Linked DNA regions of Homo sapiens: region 2 is linked to region 1. The links are chromatin loops, found by intact Hi-C in ENCODE. Cell type or tissue: heart left ventricle. All regions are shown on one strand. Links, peaks and the distances in the headings refer to the core of each region. The heading gives the core; the rest is flanking DNA. Region 1 overlaps EHD4 (EH domain containing 4). Region 2 overlaps EHD4 (EH domain containing 4).

Region 1 (10,144 bases), core at 652-8,651:
TAGCGAGGTTTGTGGAAGTCTCCTGTTACGCTGCCTCTGCATGTCCACCCGCGTCCTGCCCTTCCTGGTGCGCCCTAAACAATAACCCAGGGCCAACTTCTGTGCACAGACCTGCTTTCAGAAGTTCATCAAGTTGGCCAGGCACGATGGCTCATGCCTGTAATCCCAGCACTTTGGGAGGCTGAGGCAGGTGGGTCACTTAAGGTCAGGAGTTTGAGACTAGCCTGGCCAATGTGGTGAAACCCTGTCTCTACTAAAAATACAAAAATTAGCTGGGTGTGGTGGTGTGCTCCTATAGTCTCAGCTACTCGGGAGGCTGAAGCAGGAGAATAGCTTGAACCCGGGAGGCAGAGGTCACAGTGAGCTGAGATTGCCCCACTGCACTCCAGCCTGGGTGACACAGCAAGAATCCATCTCAAAAAAAGAAAAAAAAATTCATCAAGTCACAAGGTAAATTATAATCCTTAGCATCATGAAATACTGAATCTGGAAGTGACCCCCCAATATCTACTTTAATTCCTGGTTCCAGGACATCCATGTGACTCACTCAAGGTCATACAGCTAGTTGGTAGATACAGAGCTGGCACTAGCATCCAAGTGCCTCGTTCCTGTCCCTAAAGAACTAATGACTCCCTGTGGGTATGCCCTGTGGGTATGCATTAATAATCTTACTGAAGTTGTTCAAAATCTGGAATTCAAAATGAACTGTGTCCCATAGAATGAGTCTGGAAAACTTTGATCTGAGGTTTGACTTCTGCTCGTGCCTAATTCACTGAGAGGCTTTGGAAGGGTCCTTTATTCTCCCTTTCCCCACACATCAAACACGGACACAATGATGGCACACAAACGTCGGGACACCACGTGGGAATGCGGGTGAAGACTGCGAGCTGCTGGCAGGATGGCATCCTGTCATTTTCTAAAGTCTTCTGGTAAACAGACGGGACAGCTTGAATGACTAAAATCCACAGTCAGCCTCCAGAGATCACTCCTGCAATTATGTGTCAAAGGTGTCTCCAAATACATGCCAGACCCAGGGCCAGACCTGGTGGTTGTCCCTGGGGAAGGAGGTGGAAACACTTGGGTCTTCTGACCTTTATAATGAGAGAAAACTAATTGGGAAGAGGAGGAGTACGAAAGAGAAGAGGGGGACTAGACCTGGAGCTTGAAGATGAGGCTCAGGCCCCGTGACCACTGCCTACCCACTGAGCAACTTGGGGCCAGGCATGGCATCTCCACCTCAGCGTGCTCATCCACAAATTAGAAATGACAACAACATTCATCTCACAGAGTTATTATGAGAATAAAAGAGGTCATGTATTTGAATGCACTCTGCTCACTAGAAAGAGGAGCAAATGTTAACTTGTTATCAACTAATGGCCAAAGACCAACAGCTGGAGGTACAGTAATGAGAGAGAGGGCTCCCGGCTGGTTACTCCTTACCAAATAATTAATAAACTCTCTCTATTTAAATAGTAATATAATGAATTTGGGTTCCAAGTGTTTAATTTACATTGACCCCTGGGGGCTTTTGAACATTCGTATCTTGTTCAAGTCATCCTTTGCCTTGTGTAAACTTGCAGAAGCCCTAAGGCATCTAATGGGGATGACTGGGGGAAATCAAATGGATCAAAATGACAAAATGACAATTTTTCTCTAGGCTAATAACTCAATGAGCAGAAAGGAAAGTCCTTCCTTTTAAATGTATATGAATGTATATGTAGTTCACACGTACACTCTGACACAGATCTCATTGTGTCCAATGATGTGTGTGTGTGTGTGTGCCTCCAAGACTGAGACACATGTACTAAAGAGTGATACTGGCCACATCTACTCTGGGCTTGGAGGGTAACTTCAGCGAGTGCTGGATGCTGGAAGCGACCAGTGCTGGAATGAAAAGCTTCATGGAATGTGAGGATCAGGCAGTAGTTTGGGGAAGGCGGGCTGGGAAGGCATGGTGACACACTGTGCCACGCTCATCTGCAAACTTAACGCAACCTGCTGGAGACCTGCGGCTGGAAGCCCAGCTCTGGAAACCTGCATAGAGTATTTAAAGCCAGGGTATCAGCACGTTTATAAAGTGGGTTTATGATAATATAAAAAATTCAGTTAATAAGCCTGAGACCCAAAAGATGAACCCATGGGGTAACAAGAGTGTGAGACTGTGAGAGGCAGAGAAGGGCAGCTGACTTGAGCAAGGGTTTGTTATTCTGCTCAGATCAAAACTGGCACCAATGGCACGTGTAATTCCGTGCAGCCTTAAAGGGGACCGGAGGGGGCTGCACACTTGTCTGAGGTCAACCTTCAAAGAGACAGGCTTCCATTTATGGGCTCAAGCACTGACACACACACATCCACAGTAGCTCAGGGCTGCTGACTGAGTTATTTTTAGAGCCCTGCCGAGGACTAGGCAATACCAGGATCTTCATGATCCATTATATCATGATTCTCACACGCTTTAGCCTGAATCCATTTGGTGCACAAAAAATGCCTCATTTCTTTACAGGAGAATTTTTTTTTTTTTTTTTTGAAATGGAGTCTTGCTTTGTCGCCCAGGCTGGAGTGCAGTGGCACGATCCTGGTTGACTGCAACCTCCAACTCTTGGGTTCAAGTGATTCTCCTGCCTCAGCCTCCTGAGTAGCCAGGATTACAGGCGCCCACCTCCACGCCCAGCTAATTTTTGTATTTTTTGTAATTTTTTTGTAATTTTTTTTGTAATTTTTGTATCCAGCACTTGCTGAAGTTACCCTCCAAGCCCAGAGTAGATGTGGCCAGTATCACTCTTTAGTACATGTGTCTCAGTCTTGGAGACACACACACACACACACACACACACATCATTGGACACAATGAGATCTGTGTCAGAGTGTAAGTGTGAACTACATATACATTCATATACATTTAAAAGGGAGGACTTTCCTTTCTGCTCATTGAGTTATTAGCCTAGAGAAAAACTGTCATTTTGTCATTTTGATGACATTTAGTAGAGACGGGGTTTCACCATGTTAGCCAGGCTGGTCTCGAACTCCTGACCTCAAGTGATCTGCCCGCCTTGGTTTCCTGAAGTGTTGGGATTACAGGTGTGAGCCACCGTGCCCAGCCTATAGACAAGAAAGCCAGGCTGTGCACATCACATGTGACTGAGAAGAGTCTACATTTGAAAGAATAAGCTAAATTCCACAGAACTACAGTGAACCTTGAAAATCACTGACCTCTCCTCTTCTTTCTCAGTTTTACTTGTTTCTTCCTCAAATGTTGCCTCATTTTTGTTGAGCAAAGATCTCCAAATGGGTGACAGCCTTTCCTATTCTTGGGCAATACGCTTCTAAAGGGTGGGGTCTGATAGTGAACTTGCATTGTTTGGGATTTGTATGAGTCTAATTTCTTTAATTTGGCTATTTTAATTATAGCTGAATAAAAGTAAATGACATGTTCCAAACCCTTTTTTGGGCTTTCCCAAAACAGCTTCCTTTAAAGAATCATGAAATGAACCCTGATTGGCATCTCAGAGTGTGAGCCGTCTTCCAAGAAGGATGTCTACTGAGATTGTAAGAAGTGATCTTTGAGGCTAACCAAAAACCCACTCTAAAGTTTCCCTGTTCCTTAAATACAGAGATGTGAAAAAAATATACAAACAGAAAAAGAAGGGAAATAAACTTCAAGAGCTCTTTGGGAAGAGTATCTATCTACTTTTCATATTATTAAAATGTCACCTTTATGACACTTCGAGTTTGATTAAAACGGCGCACTTGCTTTATCTGGATGGGCCATGAATCCTGGTTAATTATGGTGTTCTATAAATAAACATACTCCACAACCCAACTCAGACTTGACATCTCTTAGCTGACATCTGAAAACTTACCCTTTGCATGTTTTCAAAGTGTCAGCTTGATAAACCTAAACTTTGTAGGGTTTCTGTGGATGGAGACTTTTATGGAATAAATAGATTAACAGATCAGTGCAGAAAACAAGGACACAGGGAGGAGGTACTGTAGCTGCTGTTCACTCCCGATTTCAGGTGACTGCTTTCTGGACTGAGGTGTCACACTGACCGAGGTTTGAACGTATACTTTGCAGCTTACAGGCTGTGAAGCCTCGGGGACATAACTTCACCTTTCTGAGCTTCCGTTCCCTCAGGTGGGAAATGAGGACAAAAATGCCCAACTGTGTAGTTGTCAACAGGATCAAACAAAAAAACACACATAATGCAGACTACAGAGCTTTGGAACAGTTGGTGTGAAAAAGGAAAACTGGATCAAGAGAAAGGTTAATAAACCAAAATAAAAGCACTTTTGGAAAATATAAACACTCCAAAAAGAAAAACTCAGGTAAGCATCTGTCCATTTAAGCAGAAACAAGTTCAGCGGTGGAACATGAAACTGCAGGTGGCGTGAGGTCAATGTCATGAGTTAGTGGCCAAGGCCGCCGTGCTGAGTCCGGCTTCTCCTCCGGGTGAGCCCGCTTCCTGTCCCCGTTCCTCAGCATGGCACTGCCCACGAGCAACTGGCACTGAGAAGCTCCGGCTGCAAATACCCATACTTCAAACATTTTCCTTTGTGAAAAGGAACAAGCCAGATACTATTCTTAGGAAGAAAAAAACCACAAGCCTTTTTCCTGCAAGTAAGCTCAGCAAGTTTGACCGTCCCCCACTCCCTGCATCCACACAAGGGTTTTCATTATTCACAGTGTCAGAATACAGAGCAGCGTTCTGTGCCTCCAAACCCAGGCCGCGCTGGCCCGTTCAGAGGGCCCGAGGCTCAAGGATGGCAGGGAAGCTCTACGGGTTAAGGCGCTTGGCATTTCCAGCGAGCTTTCTGCTCCTTATTTATTTATTTATTTATTTATTTATTTATTTATTTATTTGAGACAGAGTCTCACTCTGTCGCCTAGGCTGGAGTGCAGTGGCACGATCTTGGCTCACTGCAACCTCCACCTCCTGGGTTCAAGCGATTCTCCTGCCTCAGCCTCCTGAGTAGCTGGGATTACAGGTGCCTGCCACCATGCCTGGCTAATTTTTGTATTTTTAGTAGAGACGGGGTTTCAATATGTTGGCCAGACTGGCCTTGAACTCCTGACTTTGTGATCCACCCGCCTCCGACTCCCAAAGTGCTGGGATTACAGGCGTAAGCCACCGTGCCCGGCCTCCTTATTTATTTATATGACTGAATACAGCAGCATCTCCAGTCACTGGGTCTTCATTTACCAATAACTGGTAAATGAAGAATGTCCATGAGCATTTAAAAATAGTTTTAAAAAATCTCAAAATCTGCAAAGGCTATGACATGAGTCACCAACTTTGGTTATAAACTAATGTGGGGTGTCACACACCTTGAAGGTTGTTCAGTTGTACCTGCTGGAGAAAGGAAACACCACAAACCAAGGGATCACCGAGTGGAAAAACAGCCTTCCTGCTACCAAGCATTAGGCCCAGGACAAGGGCGAGGGCAAAATCATTTCAGGAGAGCTGCACGTAAGTGGATTTACAAACTAGTTAGCACATCTGCCTTGCAGAACTGGAGCAAAAATGGCTTGTAGCTCTGGAAAGGAAGCCACTTGGACCAGGAAGAACAGATAAAGAAGGATGACTCACACAAGCACCACACCACTGCAGGTTAGCTGAGCCATATGGGAGGAATGCATGCACACGCACTGGGACACACGTGACAGAGAGGGACACAGGACATCGAGGTCCTGTGTGAGGGGCAGCAGCAGCCAGGACGGTGTTTGTTTTCACCCAGGCAAGAGGCTGCCCAGTGAGCACACTGGCACGAGGACAGGCTGCTAATGAGCAGCAAGAAGGAGGAAGAATTGTCCCCACCTTGGCTGTCCCCATCAGGGAAGCCCTCCCTGCCTCCTGGCCAGGCACGTAGTCACCCTTCCCAGAGCACTCATGGCAGCATCCATACCATGACTGGCACATAGCCAATCACCCAGGGAGCTTTACACACACACACACACACACACACACGCGCATGTTTACACACATGCATATTCACACAAGGCCATGTGTGCACGCACACCCCTATATCCGAGGCTCTGGGGCAGGGCCTGGGAATGTATGTTGCTTCTGATGATCAGCCAGGTTTGAACTTCACTAGGACTAGATAAAACTCTAAAGGCACTTCCAGCATTAGAGGACAATGATTTTATGAAACATGCACATATTTTTTAAAGAGCCATTTTTTTCTCTGTATTTTCTCTTGGAGGAGGGATATGCTTTTCTCTCTTTGGAGACATGAATTGACTCTGTCACTTGAGGGATGTCAGCAGGTCACCTCTCACTGCCCCATTGGGCACACACTCCTGGGGCTGCTGAAAGGCTCAGCTATGAGGCAGGCGAGCCAGGAGCCCAGGCATGCAGGCTAACAGCCCGCAGCCCAGAATGAGGATGCGGGGGTGACCCAAAACCAGCACACTCCAAGAGTAAGACTGAGCCATACTTCTTCCCAGGGCTCCCCTGGATCCAGGTGGTAACACTGGCCTTTGGTGCACGGGGACTAGCAGTGGCCTCTCAGCATCCTGTTGGTCTCACCAATGCCACCTCTTTCAGGTTTGGTTGGTTATATTCCTATCGTCCTGACATCCTAACAGCTACCATGTAGTGGGTGCACTGATTGATCCCCCTCCCTGTGCACCAGGCACTATGCCAAGTGCTCTGTCACACTGACCAACTGTCACCCCAAGTTCTTGTGAAGTGCTCTTATTAGCTCCATGGTACAGATTGGAGAACAGGGTTAGTCATCTGCCCAGGAGTGCAGAGCCAGGAGCTAGGGTGTCAGCAGGGCCACCTGACCTCGAGGCTGTATTCTTAACCTAGCGCATGTTCATTCCTTAAGCCTTCTGGAACGAAGCCTCCTCCCACCCATCTTGCCTCTGGAGAGGAGACAGCAGAGTCCCAGCCCCTGGCCTCTGTGCAAGGCATCTCCTGGCTTACCTTGGCCAGCCTCGCTCGCTTGATGAGGTCGTTGAGCTTGCGCACCGCTGCCTTCTGGGGGAGGCTCTGGATGTCTCTAAAGAGGTCCTGGGCCTCAGCCTCGAAGAGCCGGCGGTTGTCCGTGTTCTGCAGGGGCTGCGCCCAGAAGGAGCCAATGTAGACGCGCAGTACCTCGGGCGTGTTGATGACCTTGCCTAGGGACCACATGAGGGCCCCGTAGACCCGCATCAGCTGCTGCGTGTCCACTTGGTCGGCCTTGTTCAGCACGACACGGATCTTGTCGTCCTGGCCCCGGAAGGCCTTGATGGCCTCTGAGAATTCATCTGAGATGTCCAGCTTGTGAGCGTCAAAGAGCAGGATGATCCTGTCCACCCTCTCGGCAAACCACTGCAGGACCTGGCAGAAGTCATAGCCTGGGTGGAGAGAAGGACACGTCAGTGTAGCCACTGCTGCAGGAGACACGTTTAATGGGCGGCTCAGGAACAGTCTCGCTCTCCAGCAGCTGCCAGGGAGAGAGCCCTGTCTCCAACCTGGAGGCAGTGGAGGCCTGGTGACATGAAAATCACGGGCTGGATGAATCCGGGTGGGAAGGACCTGGGGAGCCCTTCCACAGGAGGAGGGAGGAAAGAGAATGGGGCTCATGGTCACTTTGGGAATTGCTGACTTTCATATCTGCGATTTCATTTAGTCCTCATGAGTGTTTTATTTCACCTAATACAGACCTTTTGCTTGATGGCAGAATTGATCAATGGTTTTATAAAAACACAGGCCATGGGTCAAAAGATCTTACTTCTGAAAAGTCTCACTTTTCTGAAAGCCCCAAATACAGAAGAAAGAGAACCAGAGGCCACCTGGCATCCCATGGGGGTATCCAGTAAGCATAACAGAAGAGGCATCGCCTTCAATTAACCCAAGTTTGTAGAGTGCTGAGGAGGTCAAAGGTTGGCCCAGCCAGTGTTGTGATCAATATTTATCTTTGGACTATTTATAACTCAGGTATATTGTGAATATTTTTTTAACATTACGTATCACAGCCATTGTGTAAAATGGTCTCTTGCCAATTTCTTTTTTTAAAATGGCCTGGCCCACAGCAAATTCTGTCCAGCCTATTCTGACCACCTCCACAAATCATGCAGCTGCATAAACACTCTTCAGCCCAAGGTCAAGGCTCTCAGGCCTTTCCCCAGGGAGGCAGATTCCCACGAAAAGCAAACAAGAGGAGGCCAAGCCCACAAAGTTGACTTTTAATCTCAGTCTGACTAGTTGCAGAAGCAGAGTCTCAATCCAGCCCAGCTAGTGCTGAGATGTCACCTGCCTGACCCCCATGCTAGGGGTCGTCTCCCCTCTTCTTTTAGATTTTGAAAACTTTCAAACATACATAAACATCTGTAAGTCATATAATGAATGCTGATGTACCTACCACATAATTTTAACAAATGTTGACACTTTGCTTTGTTTGCTATTTCAGATATGTTTTAAAACCAAGTATCGTTTCTTTAGATAACAAAATACCATACGGTGGTGAGAAGGAACTAGATCTTCACTTGTCAACACAGGTAAATCTCCAGAAAAGAACAAGAGTAAAAGCTTAGTTTCAAAAGGACATATACAGCATGATAACATTCATGTAAAATGTTAAAATACAAAATACTCAACCATCTGTGGATACAGACTATAGCACAAATACAAAAATGTCAACATCGATTGTGAGACCCTGGTTGGCTGTGGGGGTGGAGAAGGTGTGAATCCAAGGCAGAGGAAAAAGTATCTGAGGTGAATAATCTATTAGGTGAAAATAAAGAGGGTCTGCGGACTAAGGTTTCCATGCATTTGAAGAACAGGTGTTAGAGGAATAGCTGAACAAGCAAACTGGATTCAGGTCCATTTTTCATAAAGAAAACAAGACAGTTGGTAACGCTGAAGCCCCCTGTGCACCCCTCCCTGAGCCCTTCCCCCCACTAGCAGGCCGCTGTCCTGAGTGTGGTGTTTATGCCGCCACACGCGTGGATACTTCCAGTTCATGCTTTTCATTTCTCTGTTCTGTCTCACTGCGGCACTCCCTGACTCCTTGGGGATAAGGAAGACAAAGGCAGTTCTCGGAATGTGGGCCAGAGTTTATTTTCATTGCTGTCAGCAGCCAGTTTAGGTCAGAGGAATATCAAAGACCTACTGACAGGGTCACACATAGTCAAGGTTTCACTCTGAGTTCTGTCCCTGAAAGGCCAGAACAAACTGCCTCCTAGGGTAACACTAAGTGCTACTGCCATTTGAGACAGACGTGTGCACAGACAGCCCTAGCTCACAGGATTGTAGGTCCCCAGCGGATGAATGAACTGGCTGTTTGCTGGGTGCCGGGAAGATGCTTTGGAGCCACCCATAGATGGACCTGCATGGGGACTTGCTTTTCCAGGAGAGATGATTGATTCACCATGCTGACCTGACCACTCTCCCACGTGGTCTTCCTAGTGATCAGATGGGGTATCTGAAGGTTCAGAAACAGATCAAAGAAAACGCTGTGCACATGGAGTGAATGTGAGTTGCTTTTGCTGAATACCCTTCCTGTTGGGTCAGGAGGTATCCTTTATGGGTTGTGGAGGCTGAAGGTGTGGCAGAGAGTCCCTCGCCCCATTCCTTAGCAAGCTGGGGCATAAGCATGTGATCTAGAGTTAGACATTCACTTCCTTCCACCAGAGAGGAGTGCTGAACCTTGGGGAAATGACACGAAGACACAGTGAAAATAAGAATTTACTCATGGTGGTGGCGGCTTCCTAACTCTTTTCTAAGCCTAGTTCTCCAACTTTCCCATTAATCCTGTGACAAATTCTCCAAAACATTTTCTTTTCTGCTTAAATTAGTTAGAATCAGCTTCTTTGGTTTGCTATTGAAAGTGATGATAAGGCTGGGCACGGTGGCTAATGCCTGTAATTCCAGCACTCTGGGAGGCAGAGGCGGGAGGATTGTTTGAGGCTAGGAGTTTGAAACCACCTGGCAATATGGTGAGACCCTGTCTCTACAAAAAATAAAAACAAATTAACTGGGTGTGGTGGCGTATGCATGTGGGCTCAGCTACTTGGGAGGCTGAGGCAGGAAGATCACTTGAGGCCAGGAGTTTGAGGCAGTGAGCCATGGACCCACCACTATACTCCAGCCTGGGTGAGAGAGTGAGACCCTGTCACAAAAACAAAACAAAACAAAACAAACAAAACCACAAT
Region 2 (10,144 bases), core at 1,432-9,431, 49 kb after region 1:
CATGATCTCAGCTCACTGCAACCTCTGCCTCCTGGGTTCAAGTGATTCTCCTGCCTCAGCCTCCCAAGTAGCTGGGATTACAGGCGTCCGCCACACACTGGGCTAATTTTTGTATTTTTAGTAGAGACGGGGTTTTACCATGTTGTCCAGGCTGGTCTCAAACTCCTGACCTCAGGTGATCTGCCCGCCTCAGCCTTCCAAAATGCTGGGATTAGAGGTGTGAGCCACCGCGCCAGCCTCACTTACATTTTAAATGTGAAAACTAAGTTTTATTTTCATTTTTCCTTTAGTTAAATCATTGACATGTTATCACCAGGACTGTTTGTTCAGATGATGTCACCTTTGAAACTGCTGTGCCTACTAAGGGAATGGACATTAGGTCATTGAACCAATAAACTGGAATTTGCTGGGTAAAACTTTTCGTATCTCAGGCTATTTTTCCAGCTATGGATGGGATTTATACTCCTCAGGGCTGAGATGTGCTTGAAAGCACACTGCTGTCTACCCACTGCCATTACCTGTAAGTTGCTCCACTCCACCTTCCATGCTGTTTTGGGAGGAGGGTGAAAGAAAGGGAGGGGAATTTCACTAGAATCAAATCAGTTTCTTACAGTTCTATTTGTTCTTCCAGTCTTTCAGTCATGCAATGACTATTTATTGAGTGTTTTTGATGTTGTAACTTGTAATTTAGGAGTATGACAACAGACTTTAGGTTGTAAACTCTTTGATCTGGGAGTACTGTAAATCGTCATGAGGAGGTTATGGAACACAGCATATCCCAAAGTTACTTGACTATGGAACCCTTTTATTTTCTTTGAACACTTACGAATGATCTCCCACAACTGCATTCCACAGAACATAGGTTAAAGGAAAAGGCTAAAAGGCATCTAACAAACTCCATATCCATTTTGTTTTTTTCTCCAAATAGAATCATTTAAATGAAATCCTTTTAAAACTAGTAATAGATAATTTCTTAATGCAATTAATTTATAGATAAGAAGCCACCAGCTGACATAATCTCTTAAGGTGAAATAACATAGGCAATACCATTAAGATTAGAAGCTTGATATGAATGCCTACTTCCTGGTATTATGAAATATGGAACAGAAGGGGAGACAAAGTAATCATGAAGGTAACTGATACAGTTATCTATCTAGAAAACCTAAGAGAATCTACTGACAAGCTGTCAGAATAACTTCTTGAGTCAAATGACCAGATATAAAACAAAAATGTACAACTCAGTAGCTTCCTTACATATCAGCAATACCCTGCCAAAAAAAATAAGAGAAATAAAAAGCCCATTCATAAGAGCAACAGGGCATAAAATACCTAATACATTAATAAGAGCTCCATAGGACCTGTATGAGTAAATCAATCACTTTTCCAAGAAGGTCTGCGTTAAAGCAATGGTGAGCTGCTGCTTGGGAAGAGCAAATACAAAAATGTAACTTAGAGACAGAATGCAGTTCCAGGACAAATGGATCCCAGTGGGATTTTTTTTTGTTTGTTTTGAAGAACCTAACTAAGAAAGTTCTTCTCAAAGAATGACAGAAAATGAGAATTGATAGCATTTGAAAAATAAAGAGTAATGCACGCAGAAGAGTCTTGAGCTAAAATTATTAAAAAGTATTTCAAAGTGACAATATTTAAGATGGTATGGTGTTGGCATAAGAATTTACAAACAGAATAACACGAGACAAAGGTCCTAACAGACTCAATATAGTATTTAATAACTTAGCGTATGAGGAAGCCTCATGTGACAGCAGAAAAAGGTAGATTTAATAATAGTGTTAGAAAATGACAAAAGACAAAAAAAAAAAAACCCACAACAATATAATTGAGACAGATTTTACTTCCAGGTGGGTTAAAAAGTTAAATATTTAAAAAGTAATCCTATTTTAAAAAGAGCGCCCGGCCAGCCGCCCCGTCCGGGAGGGAGGCGGGGGGCAGCCCCCACCCGGCCGCCGCCCCGTCTGGGAGGTGGGGGGCGCCTCTGCCCAGCCACCCTGTCTGGGAAGTGAGGAGCCCCTCTGCCCGGCCGCCACCCTGTCTGGGAGGTGTACCCAACAGCTCATTGAGAACGGGCCATGATGAGGATGGCGGTTTTGTCGAATAGAAAAGGGGGAAATGTGGGGAAAAGAAAGAGAGATCAGATTGTTACTGTGTCTGTGTAGAAAGAAGTAGACATAGGAGACTGCATTTTGTTCTGTACTAAGAAAAATTCTTCTGCCTTGGGATGCTGTTAATCTATGACTTTACCCCCAACCCCGTGCTCTCTGAAACATGTGCTGTGTCCACTCAGGGTTAAATGGATTAAGGGCAGTGCAAGATGTGCTTTGTTAAACAGATGCCTGAAGGCAGCATACTCCTTAAGAGTCATCACCACTCCCTAATCTCAAGTACCCAGGGACACAAACACTGCGGAAGGCCGCAGGGTCCTCTGCCTAGGAAAACCAGAGACCCTTGTTCACATGTTTATCTGCTGACCTTCCCTCCACTATTGTCCTATGACCCTGCCAAATCCCCCCCTCGGAGAAACACCCAAGAATGATCAATAAATACTAAAAAAAAAAAAAAAAAAGAGGCAGGGCACGGTGGCTCACGCCTGTAATCCCAGCCCTTTGGGAGGCCGAGACAGGCAGATCACTTGAGGTCAGGTGTTCGAGACCAGCCTGGTTAACATGGCAAAACCTTGTCTCTACTAAAAAATACAAAAATTAGCCAGGCATGGTGGCCCATGCCTGTAATCCCAGCTACTTGGGAGGTTGAGGCACAAGAACCGCTTGAACTGGAAGGTGGAGGTTGCAGTGAGCCGAGAACGTGCTACTGCACTCCAGTGTGGGTGGACAGAGTGAGAGTCTGTTTCAAAAAAAAAAAAAAAAAGAATATGAGTGAACATTTCCTGAGTCTTAAGATAAACAAGGATTTTCTAACCAAAAAATAAAAGATATTATAAAAAAGGAAAAATTGTTAGATTTGATCACAAATATTAAATATATCTGCATGGAAAAACTATTACAAAAATTACAAGGCAAATTTCAAACTGGAAAAACACTTTTACAACTGTGACAAAGGATTGATATCTGTTACTGAGAAAAACATTTACATTTATTTATAAGAACAAGACCAGGGCCAGGCTCGGTGGCTCATGCCTATAATCCCAGCATTTTGGGAGGCCGAGGCAGGTGGATCATGAAGTCAGGAGATCGAGACCATCCTGGCTAATACAGTGAAACCCCGTCTCTTCTAAAAATGCAAAAAATTAGCCGGGAGTGGTGGTGGGCGCCTGTAGTCCCAGCTACTCCAGAGGCTGAGGCAGGAGAATGGCGTGAACCTGGGAGGCAGAGCTTGCAGTGAGCTGAGATCGCGCCACTGCACTCCAGCCTGGGTGACAGAGTGAGACTCCATCTCAAAAAAAAAAAAAAAAAAAAAAAAAGGACAAGACCAACACTTCAAATGAAAATTGGACAAAGTTCACAGACAATTCAGACAATTCACAAAGTAATATGGAAGACAACTATATTTTATAAGTTCAACGTCACTAGTAAGAAATAAACAAATTAAAATAAGTCTGTTCTGGCTGAGTGCCCCATGGCTCACGCCTATAATCCCAGCACTTTGGACTTTGGGAGGCCAAGGCGTGAGGATCGCTTGAGCTCAGGAGTTTGAGACCAGCCTAGACAGCACAGCGAGATCCCAACTCTACAAAAAATGAATAAATTGGCTGGGTGTGGTGGTGCAATGTACCTGTAGTCCCAGCTACTCCAGAGGCTGAGGTGGGAGGATTGCTTGAGCCCAGGAGTTTGAGGCTGCAGTGAGCTATGATGGCATCACTGTACTCCAGCCTGGGCAACAGAGCAAGACCCTATCTAAAACACTTTTTTTTCCTATCAAATTAATTTTAATTAGTTTTACTGGCAGTTTGGTGAATTACTGATCCTCATATTTCTGGTGGGAGTCTAATTTGGAATAACTGTCCTAAAAAAGAAAGATAGATACATAGATTTAGGAATATATATAAGCCTGAAAAAAAAAAAAAATATATATATATATTTTGAGACAAGGCCTCACTCAGTTGCCCAGACTGGAGTTCAGTGGTGCAATCTCAGCTTACTGCAGCCTCGACCACCTGGGCTCAAGTGATCCTCCCACCTCAGCCTCCCAGGTAACTGGGACTACAGGCATGCACCACCATGTCCGGCTAATTTTTGTATTTTTTTTTAGAGATGGGGCTCACCATGTTGCCCAGGCTGATCTTGAACTCCTGGAGTCAAGTGATTTGTCCACCTTGGCCTCCCAAAGTGCTGGGATTACAGGTGTGAGCTGCTGCGCCCAGCCTATTATCTATATTTTTTGAGGCACTAATTTATGCTTAGGCTATTCTAAGAAAAAAACTAGAAATACAAAGATTTATGGCCAAAAATGTTCAGTTCATTGCAACATTATGTATAACAGCATAAAAACAGAAACAACCTAAATGTCCAACCTGTACTATAGATTATGATGTAGTCATTGAAGTTATTTTTGAAGACTATATAATGACATAAGAAAATGCTCATCGTATCATATTAAGCAAAAAAGAACCCCATTTATTAAATTATATTTACACAATCCTCAGTTTTGTAAGCATGAATTCTATGTCTTCATCTAAGTCACTGAGAGAAATGTGAACAGATGGGGTTTGGAACGGATGGAAGGTTCAGCAAAGTCAGCCTCCCTTTTCTGGGTTGAGGCTAGCCCTCTTCCATTCCTCCATTAACTGAACCTTCATCTGGCAATGGTTCCCAAATGTTTCCTAGGGGAGGGCACATAAGAATTACTGTGAGAGATGGTTTAGAAAAACAAAAACAGATTTTGGAGCCTGACCCACAGAGATTTCGACTCAGGAGGTCTGAGGTGGGGCCCTGGAATCCGTGTCAAAAGGCCTCCAAGTGATTCTGATGCACAGCCACGTGCAGAAGGAACCACGGCCTTCTGGTTCGAGGTTTTGAAAAGGACATTGAACACCTTTTGTAAGTCAGCTTCTGAATGTGAGTTAGGGAAGATAATGTCAGGATGGAAAAAGCCTTCCCCCTCCTACATTTCTCCAAATACTCTGTTGCTGCTTGTCAGGTGGATGATGTGACAACTGGCCCAGCTGCTGGCCTGCAGCGCTTCCCTGCTCGGACTGCAGCTGCCAGCGCTCCCCTGCCCACCCCCCGCCCCACCTACTCACCTCCTGCCTACCCCCACCACCCCACCCAGCCCCGCCTACCCTGCAGCTCCTTGCCCTGCTCTTCAGGACTTTTGCTCCAAGTCTTGCCTCCTCTTTGTCTTCTGAGATGCCAGCTGCTCCCTCTCCATGGCTTCCCTTCTGTCCACTTTTCATTCTGCTGAGGTTGTGCTTGTCTTTACCCAAACCCCTGTGATGCTTGTGGCCAGGCCTCCTTCCCCCAGGCCTAGCTGCTGAGAATTTGACGCCTCACATCCCACTCATTCCTCAACCCGCGCCATCTGGCTTCCTTCACCACCACTCACAGGCACACCTCTTGGCAAGGTCACCTGGCTCCCAAAGGCTAATCTACTGGTTCTGTTTCAGTCCTTTTCCTGGAAGCATCTGACACTACTGACCACCACCTCTCTCCCTGGCTTTTGTGGGGGTCATCGTTGCTTTACTTGCCTCGTATCCCCTTTTCTTGGTAGCAGCATCCTCAGGAGCTGCCTTCCCCAGCTCTCAGGCCACGTGGTTGGTGGGGCTGACCTCCCCACTCCCCACATTTCATGCCCCTGCCCCTAAGGATTGGTTCAGGGATGGGCATATGGTCAGGGTCAAACCAATGAGACTCAAGCCTGAGACTTTTACTGGGGCTGCTGAGCCAGCAGAATTCGAGGCTGGAAATGGAGGTGGCCGCCTGCCCACCCCTGAGAAGGAACACAACATGAGGAGGGCCACAGAGCCAACAGAGTCCTGGTGTGTCTCCTGCAGTCCTGGGCCAAGCCTGAAGCTTGCACATCCTGGTCTGATGGGTTTCAGGAAAACGTTCTTATCTTTTTATCTAAGCTAGCTTTGGTTGGATTTCTGTCACTTGCAACCTAAAGAGATCTGAGACAGCACTGAGCCACTACCCTCCCAGGCAATTACCCACCTCTTTGGTACTTTCCCCGGAGGGTCTCCACAAGCTCTGCTTCCTCTCACTTAAGAGTCCTGTGCAAGGACTTCTACTTCCCAGATGCTGGCTACTAAATGCTGACACTCCCAAGTCAACAGACCAGCCCAGATATCTCCCTGAGCTCCAGACCCATGTCTTACCCCTCATGGACATCGCCACCTTGGTGTCCACTCAAACATGACAGGTCTAAATCTAAACTTATCATTATGCCCCATCCTTCCTCTTCTTGGATCCCCATCTCAGTGAACAGCTGTACTCCCCAGTTACCCCAGAAACCGAGGCCTCATGGGTGACACCTCCCCACCCTCACTCCCTGGCCCTCTTTGGGCAGCTAATTCTCTGCTCATTCCTCAGGGCTCAGCTTTTAGGCTGCATTCTCAGGGAGGCAGCCTTTTCCAACCCGCAAGCCTGAATGAGGGGGTCCCTCCTATGCCCCCAGCCACCCTGTGTTTCTAGTGTTACAGCCCTTGTCACTCAGAGCTGTGGCCTGTTGACTCTCTTCTGTGATGGCTGGCCCCAACCCTGAAATCAAGATCATTTGAATAAATGAACACTAGCATCTGTAGGTGTGATCTTATATTGTATATTGAAAATATAGTCTAATTTTCTGTAAAAATTAAATATCTCAATATTTTAGAGAGATCTGTAAAGGGTATAATATTTGGAACAGAAGATTGATTTTCAGGAGCCCCAGTATCTGGATGAGTGTGAGAACCACTAAATAGGACCCATAGTTTTTCTGTGTGAGATTTTATTTTTTTAAAAATAGATGAACCAGGCTGCCTATTAGTGAATGCCTTCACTTCCCTTTTCCTTAATTACTGAGTCTAGAAACTTATCAAGGGAATGAAGCAGGCCTTTGTTCCTATTCAGAATCCATTTCCCTGCTTTTTTGAAAATGAGAACATCTGCCTGCTTCCAGTGTTCCAATACTTTTCATATTCTTCACAATTTCTTAAAAGCCACCAAATACAGTTCTTTGAGCAGAAATGCAAGTTCTTTCATCCATGTGTCCGGCCAGAGATTTCCTGAACCTCGCCTGTGGCAGGCCCTGGGAGAGCTCCTCAGCCTGTGGTTTTAATCCCCTCTTGAACACAGCTGGGCTCCCTTCTGCCATCTCTGGGGCATTTTCTTTGAGGAAAAGGAGGAAGCTGAGTAGTTCTGCTTTCTGTTAATATTGCAGCAAGAGCCCATGAGTGGGCCGATCACTTCCTGATTCTTGTTCTTGTTCTAATCATACCTTAAAAGGCTTTTTTAATGTCCAAGGCACTTTTACCTTCTCAGCCCACTCCAGCTTCTTGATCCTTCATACCGCCCATAAACCTTGTCTGCACCCTTGCACATGCACCCCTGCCCCTTTTTTCCCCTATTAAATACTATAGTTAAATGTTAATATCTAAAGTTTTTAAACACAATTACGGTATCAAGCATTTTATTAAAAATTTTTATCATACTTTGATTTTACCAACTTGAGTGTTATGAACAATGAACATGTTTATACATTGACAAGAATACTCATACAGGGATTGTGGGATGGCTACTTTCACTCCCTTTTCCCTCATCTTTACTCCTTTTTTTTTTTTTTTTTGTAGAGATGGGGTCTCACTATGTTGCCCAGGGTGGTCTTGAACTCCTGAGCTCAAACGATCCACCTACCTCAGTCTCCCAAAGTGTTAGGATTACAGGTGTGAGCCACTGCACCTGGCCCCTCATCTTTACTCTTTAGTTCCTTTGCCCTTGGGTTCTTCTAGCTTATTTCTACTTTGTTTTCTTTCTGGCATCCATTTCTATTTTAAATTATTACACATAGATGCAGAAATTACTTGGCTGGCGCTAGTTGCAGAATCATGAAAATTAAATCACATGATGCTTAGTGTTGAAAGACTGAATTGTTTTGGTTTTTTATTGAGATATAATTCATATACCAGAAAATTTATTCTTTTACAGGGTGCACTCCTTTAGTATATTCACAAAGTTGTGCAACCAATATCATTATCCAATTTCAGAACATTTTCATCACATCAAAGAGAAACTCCACGCCCACTAACAGTCATTCTCTATTTCGTTTGCATGCGGCTATCCAGTTGTCCTAGCACCATTTGTTGAACTATAGTTTCCCCCATTGTTCTAATAGTTTTTAAGTGGTTTCTTAGGATTCTCTACATAGAAGATCATGTCATCTGCAAAGAGTTTTACTTTTTTCTCTCCAGTCTGGGAGTTTATTTCTTTTCTTGCCTTATTTCCCTGCTCTCTACCCTTTTAAAGCCTATATAGTTTCTTGAGTGACTTCCCTCTTTTTTCCTCATTAGAATAAGTTTTCTGGGGAGAGGGAACAGAGCATATGAAGGGAGAAAGTGGAGCTCTTAAAAATGTGTAGTTTGGGATGGGGCGCGGTGGCTCACGCCTGTAATCCCAGCACTTTGGGAGGCCAAGGCGGGCAAATCACCTGAGGTCGGGAGTTTGAGACCAGCCTGACCAACATGGAAAAACCCCATCTCTACTAAAAATACAAAATTAGCCAGGCGTGGTGGCACATGCCTGTAATCCCAGCTACTCGGGAGGCTGAGACAGAAGAATTGCTTGAACCCGGGAGGGGGAGGTTGCGGTGAGCCGAGATCATGCCATGGCACTCCAGCCTGGGCAACAACAGCGAAACTGTCTCAAAAAAAAAAAATTGTGTAGTTTGCATTCATTTCAAATGGACTTCATACTTTTTCAGTGGAAATGTCTTCCTTCACAGCACCTGGGGCCAGGGATTTTCTGGAGGAATCTTTGAAATCTGTTTTCCTCAAGTTTTGGACACAAGCCTGGGTGAGCTCCATATCCATCCTTCCTCGGCTAGTACAGAGTCTAAGATGACATGGTCACTTTCCCCCATGCCCATCTCCCCTCCTTCTCTGGCCAATTCTTTATTGCCAGTCAAAGGCAGAAGAGCCAACAGCAATAAGAGAAGATTCCCACCATGTCAGCACAGGTTCTGTGTCATCAGTGACCTCTTGGAATGTGCAGGAAGCCAGGGAGATAAGAATCTATGGCTATGTAGATTAGGTACACCCCACAGCCAAGTATGAGCTTCTAGGGCCCAATCGCTAGAAGCAAACAACCCAGACCACTAACCAGGCTCTAACTAAGGCAGGATCCAGGATGCTCAGCACCCTGGGCCAACCCTTCCGCTCAAGATGAATCCATGGTTCATTTACAGTGTCTGGGGTGATATTTAATTCCAAGTTCACAAGTCTCCAGGGTAGCTGCCCTTTTGTTTGGGGATTTCCTCCCGGGTGCTAAATCACTTCCTCCTAGCTCCAATCTGAAAAGCAATTCAGGTCTCCTGTGGCCTCACCAAGCTTCCTGCCCACACTGATTTTCTTCTAACCTCACTGGTCTACCTTGTGTACATCACCTAACAACAAAGCCACTTAGCTCAAGGAAAGCCTCAAGAACAAATGGCTTCCTAATAAGGTGATTCCTCCCTCACCCTAGGGTGGCCCACAGCTCCAGCACCTGCTGAGAGGTGGCCAATTTGGATGAGGTAGCTGCCAGGAATCAAATCTCAGAACCCTTCATAAAACTGCGCTTAGCTATTCCACAAATTTCTCCAAATAATGAAACAGAGAGAAGAGTGAGAATATAATGAGAGAGAAATCTGGAAAAATACAAAAGATAAATTCATGTTCCTGTGAGTTGTATTCATCTTCCTGGGAGTTGATAATCAGGCTGGCTAGCTATCCAGTCTATGGGAGCAGAGAGAGGGCTGCATTATCTCCAGGTTGGCACAGCATCTAGCAGGGGCTCCCTGATGACACCTGGGCACAACAAGGACCTCACAGCAAAGACAAACAGGAGGAAATGCCTAGGGTGTGGGGACATGCCACCACTAAATTACAAAAATATATGCCTTTCTTCTTTGTATGTTTCAACAGTACCGCTTCCCACTCTTGTACCACTTGGCCATAACACTTTATTATCCCTAGTACCTAAAAACTAGACAGTATTAC

The links. A loop is a pair of places that touch in the nucleus more often than their neighbours do. Peaks named below come from ENCODE experiments on the same cell type or tissue, not always from the same donor. Only the 100,000 strongest peaks of a DNase experiment are listed, where the experiment ranks them.
Region 2: a loop joins it to region 1, with 4 times the contacts of the local background. A loop is called at or near these places in 39 of 110 quality-filtered maps.

The regions. Positions count from the first base shown.
Region 1 is chr15:41,912,278-41,922,421 of GRCh38, forward strand. It overlaps EHD4 (EH domain containing 4), which reads right to left. Exons shown (of 6, transcript NM_139265.4): 4 at 6,933-7,345. EHD4-AS1 (EHD4 antisense RNA 1) reads left to right here and starts at 9,140. Exons shown (of 4, transcript NR_120332.1): 1 at 9,140-9,464. RefSeq lists enhancers at 5,434-5,728, 7,132-7,631. In heart left ventricle, for the core only: a CTCF peak has its summit at 4,372; DNase peaks (open chromatin) are centred at 4,454, 7,295 and 8,115; H3K27ac peaks cover 8,000 bases.
Region 2 is chr15:41,960,734-41,970,877 of GRCh38, forward strand. All of the region lies in intron 1 of EHD4 (EH domain containing 4), which reads right to left. Among named protein-coding and RNA genes, the nearest start is that of EHD4, 6.8 kb to the right of the region's middle. RefSeq lists enhancers at 7,463-7,512, 9,284-9,503. In heart left ventricle, for the core only: no CTCF peak of the experiment used is centred there; a DNase peak (open chromatin) is centred at 5,498; H3K4me3 peaks cover 1,557 bases; H3K27ac peaks cover 4,815 bases.